2 separate regions of the Homo sapiens genome follow, and region 2 is linked to region 1. A link is a loop called in an ENCODE intact Hi-C map of the cell type or tissue named here. Cell type or tissue: Caco-2. All regions are shown on one strand.

Region 1 (5,000 bases):
AGATGGCCGGAAACAAGATGGTGGAGGTAAGGGAGATGCTGAGAGCTGGACAGAGGCTCTGGCACCACTGAAGTTCCCAGAAGTCAGGGCAGAGTTGGGGTCCAAGGAGGTCCAACCATGAGGACAGAGTGTAAGTGGATGTAGGGCATAGCAGAGGACCTGGCCACCTTTTAGTTGAAGAGGAAGTGATGAACAGAGAGAGAAGGTTGTTAGGAGGAGGAGGTGACAGAGAAGATAACATTTCTCCAACTGGAGTTAAGGTCTCAAGCTACATAGGGTGTGGCTGCAGATCCTGGAGGTTGGTTTTACCACTGAAAATCCCATGTCTCCAGAATATCTTTAGTCCCAGGCAAATCAGGATGGTTGATCTTCCTGCCCAAACTGCCCACTCCCAATCCCCTTCCCCTTGCCTTCTTCTATTAGAGAGACCAGGAAGCTAAATACTTGGTTCTCCAGTGGAGGCAGTGAGACATGGTTCAGGAAAATGAGATGTAGGCTGAAGTCCACTGGGAAGGCATTCCTTCTGAAATATAGACACAAAGTCTTGCCAGGAAAAAACATTTGGCCCTTCCTTCCCCTTCTTTAAGTAGCAGAATCTCTGTAATTTTTTTTTTTTTTTCGAGACAGGGTCTCACTCCGTCACCCAGGCCAGAGTGCAGTGGCACTATTATAGTTCACTGCAGCCTTGAACTCTTGAGCCCAAGCATTTCCTTGCCTCAGCCTCTCAAGTAGCTGGGACTACAGGCATGTGCCAACATGCCCAGCTACTTTAAACTTTTTTTTTTTTTTTTTGTAAAGGCAAGAGTCTCACTTTGCTGCCCAGGCTGGTCTCAAACCTCTAGGCTCAAGTAATCCTTCCACCTCAGCCTCTCAAAGTGCTGGGATTACAAGAGTGAGCCACCACACCTAGCCATAATCCCTGAGATTTGGCTGGACAGTCAAAAGCTACATTTCCCCACATGTAGATATGGCCATCTGATCACATCCTGGCCTATGAGATGTGAACAAAAGTGCCAAGTGCAGCTTCCATGCCAGTTCCTTAGAGCAACAGAGTATACCCTTCCTTGCCATTGCTTGGTTAATGGACTCAGACGATGAATGGGCCAACCGATTCACTCCTTGAATGAACATGTTTGTTTGACCTGTGCAACATCAGTGCCTTCTTCTGATCATAGCACCCCAATTTTCCTTCAGACAATGAAGCAAAGGCTATAGGTGCCCTGGCCATTGTCCTAACCTTCAATGCACGCTGGCCCAAGCTTCGTCTCTTTGTCTGAGGACTTTCTCAGACCAGCAGGGACCATGCTCTTCCATGCTGGAAGTTCTGGGCAAAAACTCTCCTGCTAGCAACTGTCAGACAATGACTGACAGAAGTTGGTAGATGAATACCCCAGCTCCCTCAGCACTAAGATGGGATAACATTGAGGTCTATGTTTGCTATGGTTTGAATGTGTCCCCCCAAAAGCATGTATTGGAAACTTAATCCGCAATTCAAATGTGCTGGGGAGTGGAGCCTAATGGAGCCCTCATGAGAATGGATTAATGCCAGTTGTGAAAGGGCTTGCGGCTGCGAGTTCAATCTCTTGTTCACCCTCACCTTCTCTTACGTTTTCACCTTCCACCATGAATGATGCAGCATGAAGGCCCTTGCCAGATGACAGCACTATGCCCTTGGACTCCCCAGCCTCCATAACCATGGGCCAAATAAACTTCTATTGTTTTAAATTGCCCAGTCTGTGGTATTCTATCATAACAGCACAAAATAGACTAAAACAATGCTCTACACTGGCTGCCAGAGTTCCCTGATGGGATTGTGCTCCAGTTGTCCACAGTAGTAACTTGCTGGATAATACTTCCTGTTTCCGCAGGCTTCTCTTCTCTGTCTCATTCCCTCAATCCCCTAATGGTGCTTTCTGGGATCATCTCCCAAATAATCCACTTGCACCTCAAATCCTCATCTCAGAGTCTGCTTCTGAGGGAGCCCAAACAAAGGCATGAAACCTTTCCCATTCCCCAGTCTCAGTCTATATGGTTAAAGTGGGCCTGAACCCCATTCTAGGATGGGTCAGACTCAGGTCTGACCAATGACACCACCATACCTCTTTTAGGTACAGGGATGGTTCAGGGATGACCATTTGAACTCAAACAAGGCCAATAACAGTTTCATCCAGGATTTATGTTGAAACGATTGAGAAAGAGAAACATTTCTCCTGTGGTTTCTAAACTGTCAGGATGTTGGCTTGTGAGCCCACAATCCTCTGAGAATGAAGCCACATCAGAGACAGAGCAGTGAGATGAAAAAGAGAAACCACATCCCAATGGCTTTAGGTGCATCTCCGGTTCCACTGTGGTGTATAAATAATTTTTTCATTTATTAGGCTGGGGCATGAGAACTCCCCTGTTCCCCACAGGCAGGACTACTCCCTATTGTTTCACATGTTTACTTTCCCTGCCTGGCCCCTGAAGCCACTGGGGTTTGCAGTCTCTGTATTTGGCTGCAAACCAGTTTTTGCTTGAGTATTCTTCCTGAACACTGTTCAACCTGAATGCTTTCGCAACACGATGGGGCAAGGACAGTTACCGAAAGTTCAACGTGGTGGAATAACCTGATTGGGAAATCAACTGTCTTTCATTTTCTCAATTCCAGGGCCATTGGGAAAGAATGAAAGGCATTTCCCTACTCTTTGCCAAGAAGGTAGCTGGGGCTTTGTGATGGAAAGGACTGGGTGTCTTTTGTTTCCCATGCAGAATTAAGAGACCGTCCTTCCCCCAAAGTCTGGGTCAGAGAGTCTCAGACTATAAAGGCAGGACTACATACATTAGGGGTCCCGGAGGAGCTTGTTCCAAAGGTGGAGGTTCAGGTCCCAGCACAGGTGTCTCGGTCACCTGGGAATTTGTCTTTCAAACATGTTTTCAATTTGTCTTTCAAACATGTTCCTCCAAACACTGAGAAACTTGGGATTCTTTTATTTGTATGTATACTTCTTTTTTCTTTTTCTTTTTTTTTTTTTTTTTTGAGATGGAGTCTCGCTCCGTCACCAGGCTGGAGTGCAGTGGCGCGATCTCGGCTCACTGCAACCTCCGCTTCCCAGGTTCAAGCAATTCTCCTGCCTCAGCCTTCCGAGTGGCTGGGATTACAGGCATGTGCCACCACGCCCAGCTAATTTTTCTATTTTTAGTAGAGACGGGGTTTCACCATGTTGATCAGGCTGGTCTCGATCTCGTGACCTCGTGATCCACCCACCTCGGCCTCCCAAAGTGCTGGGATTACAGGCATGAGCCACCACGCCCGGCCCTTTTTTTTCTTTTTCAGATAGAGATGGGGTCCTGCTATGTTGCTGGTCTCAAACTCCTGAACTCAAACAATCCTCCCACCTTGGCCTCTCAAAGTGCTGGGATAACAGGCATGAGCCACTGTGCCCAGCCTAGGATTCTTTTATTTGTAAATGACAGAAGCCCCATTTGAAACTGATTTTTACGCAAAAAGCAATTTATTGGCTTAAGTAACTGAAAAGGACTGAAGTAAGTAACTGAAAAGTACTGGCTTCAGACCTGGCTGGATTCAGGAACTCAAATGAGGTTACCAGACATAGTCTCTCGCCATCTCTTGGCTTTGCTCTTCAGTGAGTTGGCTCCAGTCTTAGTATCTACTTGATAGCAAGCTGGCAACCAATAGCTCCAGGCCTGCATCCTGCCAGGTATGAGTGTGGTGGGAAAGGAGGTCACTTCCTGGAAATGCTGCTGAAGTTGCAGCATTCACTCTGATTGGACGAACTCAAGTTGTGGTTCATCTCTGAACCAATCATTGTCACTTGAAGAAGGCAATGCTTTGATTGTCCAGGCCTGGTCACATGCTTCTTGGTGGAACCAAGGGGTATAAACAGCCTCACCTGAACTGCAGGGAGTGGAAGCGAGGGAGGGGAGGTTTCCCAAAGAAATTGGTGTCCAGTATAGTCTAGTCTAGGCCATAAATCTTCCCCTCATGTTAGGTGCTTTGGGCATCTGAGCATCCTGGGAAGTTCAAGTTGCTTTTTGGTCCGGATCACAAAAAGAGATCCATGGTGCCCACTCAGGAAATTATCAAAGCCATATGGCAGCATGTGGTGTCTCATGCCTGTAATCCCAGCACTTTGGGAGGCCAAGGATGGAGGATCACTTGAGCCCAGGAATTGACCAGTCTGAGCAACATGTCGAAACCCCATCTCTACAGAAAATACCAGTATTAGCCAGGTGTGGTGGCACCTGTAGTTCCAGCTACTTGGCAGGCTAAGGTGGGAGGATCGATTGAGCCTGGGAGGTCGAGGCTGCACTGAACTGTGATCATGCCCCTGCACTCTAGCCTGGGTGATAGAATGAGACCCTGTCTCAGAAAATAAATAAATAGTAGGTTAGTACAAAAGTAACTGTGTTTTTTGCCATTTTTTAAAAGAAGTGGTAAAAACCACAACTACTTTTGCACCGACCTATAAATAAAGCCCTAAAAGAGATTCTGTTGATTACTTCATTCCCCTTCTCCCCTGCCAACAGAACCTAATTTTGTTGGAACAAAACACAACATGTCATGTGCAGGAAATTAATTCTGATTGGTCTGAGCCAGCCATGGAAATCCTGTTGACAGTCTTGGAGTAAGCATTGGAAGCAGTCCTGGCAGTTGAGGCATTGGTGGAGGTCTGCTGAGGGTTTCTGGGAAGGAAGTTCCTTTCTATTAAAAGAGAGAAACTTTCCCACCTCCCAACTTCTTTTCTCTCTCACACATATTCTTCCAGCCTTTGGACATTGCTGTGCTAGAATGTGACATTTGAAGTTGTAGCAGCCATTTTGAGACCATGAGGAATCCTTGAGAAGCTTAGAGGCATTTGAACCAGAGCAACTCCGTCTTGAGTAGGGGCTGTATGAAATAAGGCTGAGACCTACTGGGATATGTTCTCAGGCACTTAGGCATTCTAAGTCATAGGATGAGACAGGAGGTCAGCACAAGATACAGGTCATAAAGACCTTGC
Region 2 (5,000 bases), 93 kb after region 1:
TCAGCTGCGTAAGAAAAACTCAATTTCCACTCTTTTTGCAGACAATTCTTCAAAAATAGATTGCAAAGTTTTCATGTATTCATTTTACCATTTGTTCTTAAGAAGACTTACTTTAACATAATTACCAACAAATGTTTGCACCTAGCATTTCTGCTCAGAGAATGGTGTGAAAGGGGATAAAAATAGTAAGCCTTAGCCAGTGCCAAAGTTGTCAGTGGATTAAAGAATAGTGCTATCCTGGAAATGCTGCTTTAGGGGAGTTGGAGGCAGGGGGTCTTGCTGGGGATGGTGTGCAGAGGGTGGTTGGTGCAGGTAGGAAGAGGTTCCAAGCACCTTGTTAGGCTTAGTTTCTGTGCTATTATCTTAGGGCTAGACTTTTGGGAGGGGTTGTACTTGTACTTCAGTTTGTATGTGGGTCATGTTTGCACCATAGCGGGTGTGGTTATTGACAACTGTGTTTCCCGGTGGTTCCCCTTCCAGCCCATGCTCACCAGATGCCATTAGCAAGTTGTACCTTCTCTAATACCCTGAGGTTTTTCTGAGAAGGCTGCAGAAATACCCCCTAGAACAAAGAAGTCAGCAAAAACAAAACAAAACAAAAAACACCACTTAAGGGTAAGCACACAAACACATACAAATATAAGGACATACATCATAGGTATTGTAATGTTCCAATCCCATAATTTTGGAATGATTACATAGGTGGAATACAGAAGTATCCCTGCTTTTCAGCATGACTGCCCTTGATGACTCATCAAAAAACAGCAGTGCTAGTCATCTTAGACACAGAGGATGTGTGCCATTTAGACTTGTTCTTTTAAATAGTGAAAATTATTGCTTTATGGTTTTATTCTGTGCCCCCCGCCCTCATGCCCCTATGGGCCAGAGAGGCAGTTCACCAACTTCTCTCCAGTTGTGCCTCCCCTTCCTTCCTGTGACTTTAGGGAGTTTGTACGCATCTGCTCTAGTCCTAGAACCATGGGGCCTTCATAGCCCCTGCGCAGTAGCCAAGAGCAATGGGCCTTCTTACGGAAGGAAGAGCTCAGTTGGCAAGTATATCCTGAGCTGAGTTGTGAAGGCACACATTCATACCTCTCTTTATTTTTAATGGGGTTAGCACAGTCTTCAATCAATAGCTTAACTTCATCTCTGCTTTTATTTCTGCTCCTAGCATAAATTATTTAGCACAAATGCAGACATAATCTCAGAAATTACTTAGTATTAGTGTCCTGCTGTGAGCATCATTTTCTTGAGTGTGTTGTGTTCTAACCGCAAATTAGCAAAAGACCCTTCAAGAAAGTCTTTCTGTGGATTCATTTAGGGGGAATTTAGAAGGTTGTAGTCAGTGCTACCTGATCACTTTTATTTTCAGTGAAATTTTGTTTTATTCATAGTATAGTTAATAGCTTTCCTGTAACACACACACACACACTCTCTCTCTCTACATATATATGTATTATGTACATTTTTAAAAGTCACTTTTTACCTGGTAATATCTTAATCCCTTAAGGATTTGTCAGTTGGCCCATCGGTGGACTGAGTCACTTTATGAGTAGGGATTCCGAAAATGCCAAGCTTTGTCTGGGGGGGTTGGGTTGGGGGAGGATGCAATAATAAAAACTCTAACCTTGAAGATGCGGGGAGGGCCTACAGACATGTTGGAATTCAACAATTAGGTATATTTTAGTGTAGCCTCATAGTGCAGCGACCCAGCTGTAAAGATGAAGTCACTCATTCCTGTAATGATTTGCTAGCTTGTTGAACTAAAGTCTAGAGTTGAAAATTCTGCTCCTTTTGAACAGTGATCTAATTGTGAAACGGACAGTTGGCTACTGACAGTTTTCAAATATTAGCCAGTTGCTGATTTTAAAAATAACTGTGAGAAAGGAAGACCAAGGTGAGAAGAGACTAAAAATCAAACAGTCACATGAGGTTTTGTATCTTCAGACAGCTGAAGAAACCCGACAACCTACAAAGATATGATATTTGCTTGGGTAGTTGTAGTTCAGGTGTTTCCTTGTGCACCGAGCCCCTAGTGCATTGCTCATAATAGGTTCTGGGGCAGAGGTACCTGCTGATAGCTCCACAGGGTCATAAGCAACTTTGAACACCCCCAGGAGCCTTGTTGTTGGGCGTGGTGGGAAATGTTAATTGGCCTCTGAGTGAACTAGGAGGTACTGTTAGGATTCTTATCCCTTGATAAACTTACTCCCTGTGGCCGTCTTGTTAATATTTAAAAGTAAAGTGTAAATCCATTACAGGACACCATAATTTAATATTTGTTGCATTTCTGAGCTATGTGGTTGCCAGCATAGGGTCAGTATCCTAAGGCCTTTGAGTTTTCTGAGTTTTAACTCTCAGCTTGACTGTGGGGTGTGTGGGCTTGGGAATTGACTTTTGTTTGAGAGTAACAGCAATCTTAGGAATTAGTGATTTTTTTGGTCCTTGCAAATGTTACTGAACACACGGAACAAGCCAGCCACCAGGCTGCTCGTGGAAGGGGAAGGGAGGCAAAGTTGGGTTTGGTCCCCCTCCCCTGCTCTTATCCCCTCCACTCCCTTTTCTTCCTGAGCTCATGCTTTTGTTGTGATAGATTATTTTTCCCGGGATTTTTTGCTTTTGAAATCTTAGTTTTTGTGTCTTTGCACCTAGCCAGTAGGAGCAGCATTGTCTGAGATCTTAGCAGGTTCCAGAGAACTGTCCATTGTGGGTAGAGTTGGGAGTGGCAAGAACTGAAATTCCAGAGGCAGGAGCCAGGTTTTATGGACTTTTCTGAGTCATACTAAGCATGAGGAATTTGGACCTTGAAAGTGGTGGAAAGCCATTGAGAGACAACAGGAGGATATATTTATCATTTCTTTTAGTTCACCTATGACATTATAGGACGTTATAGGTAAAGACTAAATGCAATTCTTTTTCTTCTTCTTCTTCTTTTTTTTTTTTAATAGGGATGGGGTCTCGCTATGTTTCCCAGGCTGGTCTGGTCTCTGTAACTACTGGGCTCAAGTGATCCTCCCACCTCGGTCTCCTGTGCCTCCCTTCCCCTTCCATGAGCAGTCCTGCGGCTGGCTTATTCAGTAACATTTGCAGACTCACTAAAAAAAGTTACTAATTCCTGGGATTTTGTAATTCCAAAGTGTTGGGATTACAGGCATGAGCCACCACACCCGACCCTAAATGCAGTTCTTGATTCCAAAGACTAAAGAATACTTTACGGGCATAGAAAAACCCCGCAGTGCTTTAACTTCTTATGTGAACATTGCTAGGGTCTTTATTCCCTCTGTAACAATTCCTGGCCCATTTACAGGATTTTTAATATTAGTATACTTTGATTTAGGTTTAGTTGGCAATCTAGATACATCCCAAACCAAACTTTTCCCACATCTTTTTTTTTTTTTTTTTTGAGATGGAGTCTTGCTCTGTCGCCCAGGCTGGAGTGCAGTGACACAGTCTCGGCTCACTGCAAGCTCTGCCTCAGCCTCCCGAGTAGCTGGGACTACAGGCACCTGCCACCACACCTGGCTAATTTTTTTTTTTTTTTTTTTTTTTTTGTATTTTTAATAGAGATGGGATTTCACTGTGTTAGCCAGGATGGTCTAAATCTCCTGACCTCGTGATCCGCCCACCTCGGCCTCCCAAAGTGGTGGGATTACAGGCGTGAACCACCATGCCTGGCCCCCAGAACTTTTTATTATGAAAAAATTCAAACTTACAGAAAAGTTGCAAGAATAACACAATAAAAGCATTATCTTCCATCTGGAGTCAACAGTTACCACTATTTTGCTTTTTTTGTTTGAACTGTGGCTCTGCTTTCTCCACTGAGCCACGTTAAATTGTTGATAATTATCCAGGCAGTTAACCTTTAAATACTTCAGCACACATCTCTTTAAAAAATGACATTCTCCTGTTTAATCAAAGTACTATTATTGCATCTAAGAAAATTAACAGTACTTTCATAATCTTTTCAATACTTGATCTTAGCCAGAAGGCCGAGAAGTGATCATAATACTTTCTAATATCCAGTCCTCATCCAGTGGTGCTCAGAATGTTATTTGTAGCTGCCCCCATCCCCAAAATAACATATTACATTTGGTTATGTCTGTTAGTCTTTAGTAGCTTTCTCACCCCATCCACTGCTCATTGTAGTAACTCTTTGAGAAAGAGTTCAGGCCAGTATTATTGCATGTCCTACATTCTGGAATTGCCTAGTGTCACTTTGATGTGTTCCCTAGTTTTCTGGTTGTTTTTTTTTTGAGTTGGAGTCTCTCTTTGTCACCCAGGCTGGGGTGCAGTGGCACGATCTCGGCTTGCTGCAATCTCTGCCTCCTGGGTTCAAGCGATTCTCCTGTCTCAGCCTCCTGAGTAGCTGGGATTACAGGCATCCACCACCACGCCCAGCTAATTTTTGTATTTTTAGTAGAGATGGGGTTTCACCATGTTGGCCAGGCTGGTCTCGAACTCCTGACCTTGTGATCCGCCTGCCTCGGCTTCCCAAAGTGCTGGGATTACAGGTGTGAGCCACTGCGCCTGGCCAATCCACTGTATTTTTGTAAACCAGAAGATAAGTCTAAGAGCTTGATTCGATTTAAATTAAAAGTTTTTGGCAAGAATACTCAGAAGGTAATCTTAGTTTGTTCTAGTTGGTGATAACCCAGTTTGGGCACTTGGTTAAGTGGTACCTATCTGATCTCTCCATTGTAAATGCACGTTTCCCCCTTTGCAGTTATGTGATCTGTGGGAAGAATTTGTTTTTGATTTTCTTTCCAAAGTGTAGCCTTACAAGATTTGTTTTTTGTTTGTTTTTTTTCTGGTTTGTTTTCTTTTTTAAATCCAAGCCTTTGCGGAGGTCGAGGCCAAGCCACCCACCTTGGCTTCTCAAAGGGCTTGGATTATAGGTGTGAGCCACCTTGCCTGACTCCTTACAAGTTTCCATCAATCATGCTCTTCCAACGTGCCTTTGTAGAGTAGGTTGGCCCTTCTGTTTCTGTGGACTTGGGTCT

The links. Hi-C counts contacts between places; a loop is a spot of excess contacts. Peaks named below come from ENCODE experiments on the same cell type or tissue, not always from the same donor. Only the 100,000 strongest peaks of a DNase experiment are listed, where the experiment ranks them.
Region 2: it touches region 1 in a loop (5-fold over the local background); 3 of 110 quality-filtered maps call a loop at or near these places.

The regions. Positions count from the first base shown.
Region 1 is chr20:49,766,037-49,771,036 of GRCh38, reverse strand. It overlaps LOC105372652 (a long non-coding RNA gene), which reads left to right. Exons shown (of 3, transcript XR_936825.3): 2 at 1-26. Among named protein-coding and RNA genes, the nearest start is that of SLC9A8, 44 kb to the left of the region's middle. RefSeq lists enhancers at 815-1,663, 1,664-2,513. In Caco-2, no CTCF peak of the experiment used is centred here; DNase peaks (open chromatin) are centred at 2,536 and 3,768.
Region 2 is chr20:49,672,633-49,677,632 of GRCh38, reverse strand. The region is part of intron 1 of B4GALT5 (beta-1,4-galactosyltransferase 5); the gene reads left to right. Among named protein-coding and RNA genes, the nearest start is that of B4GALT5, 39 kb to the left of the region's middle. RefSeq lists an enhancer at 956-1,035. In Caco-2, a CTCF peak has its summit at 2,575; DNase peaks (open chromatin) are centred at 1,622, 2,102, 2,722 and 3,032; H3K4me3 peaks cover 704 bases.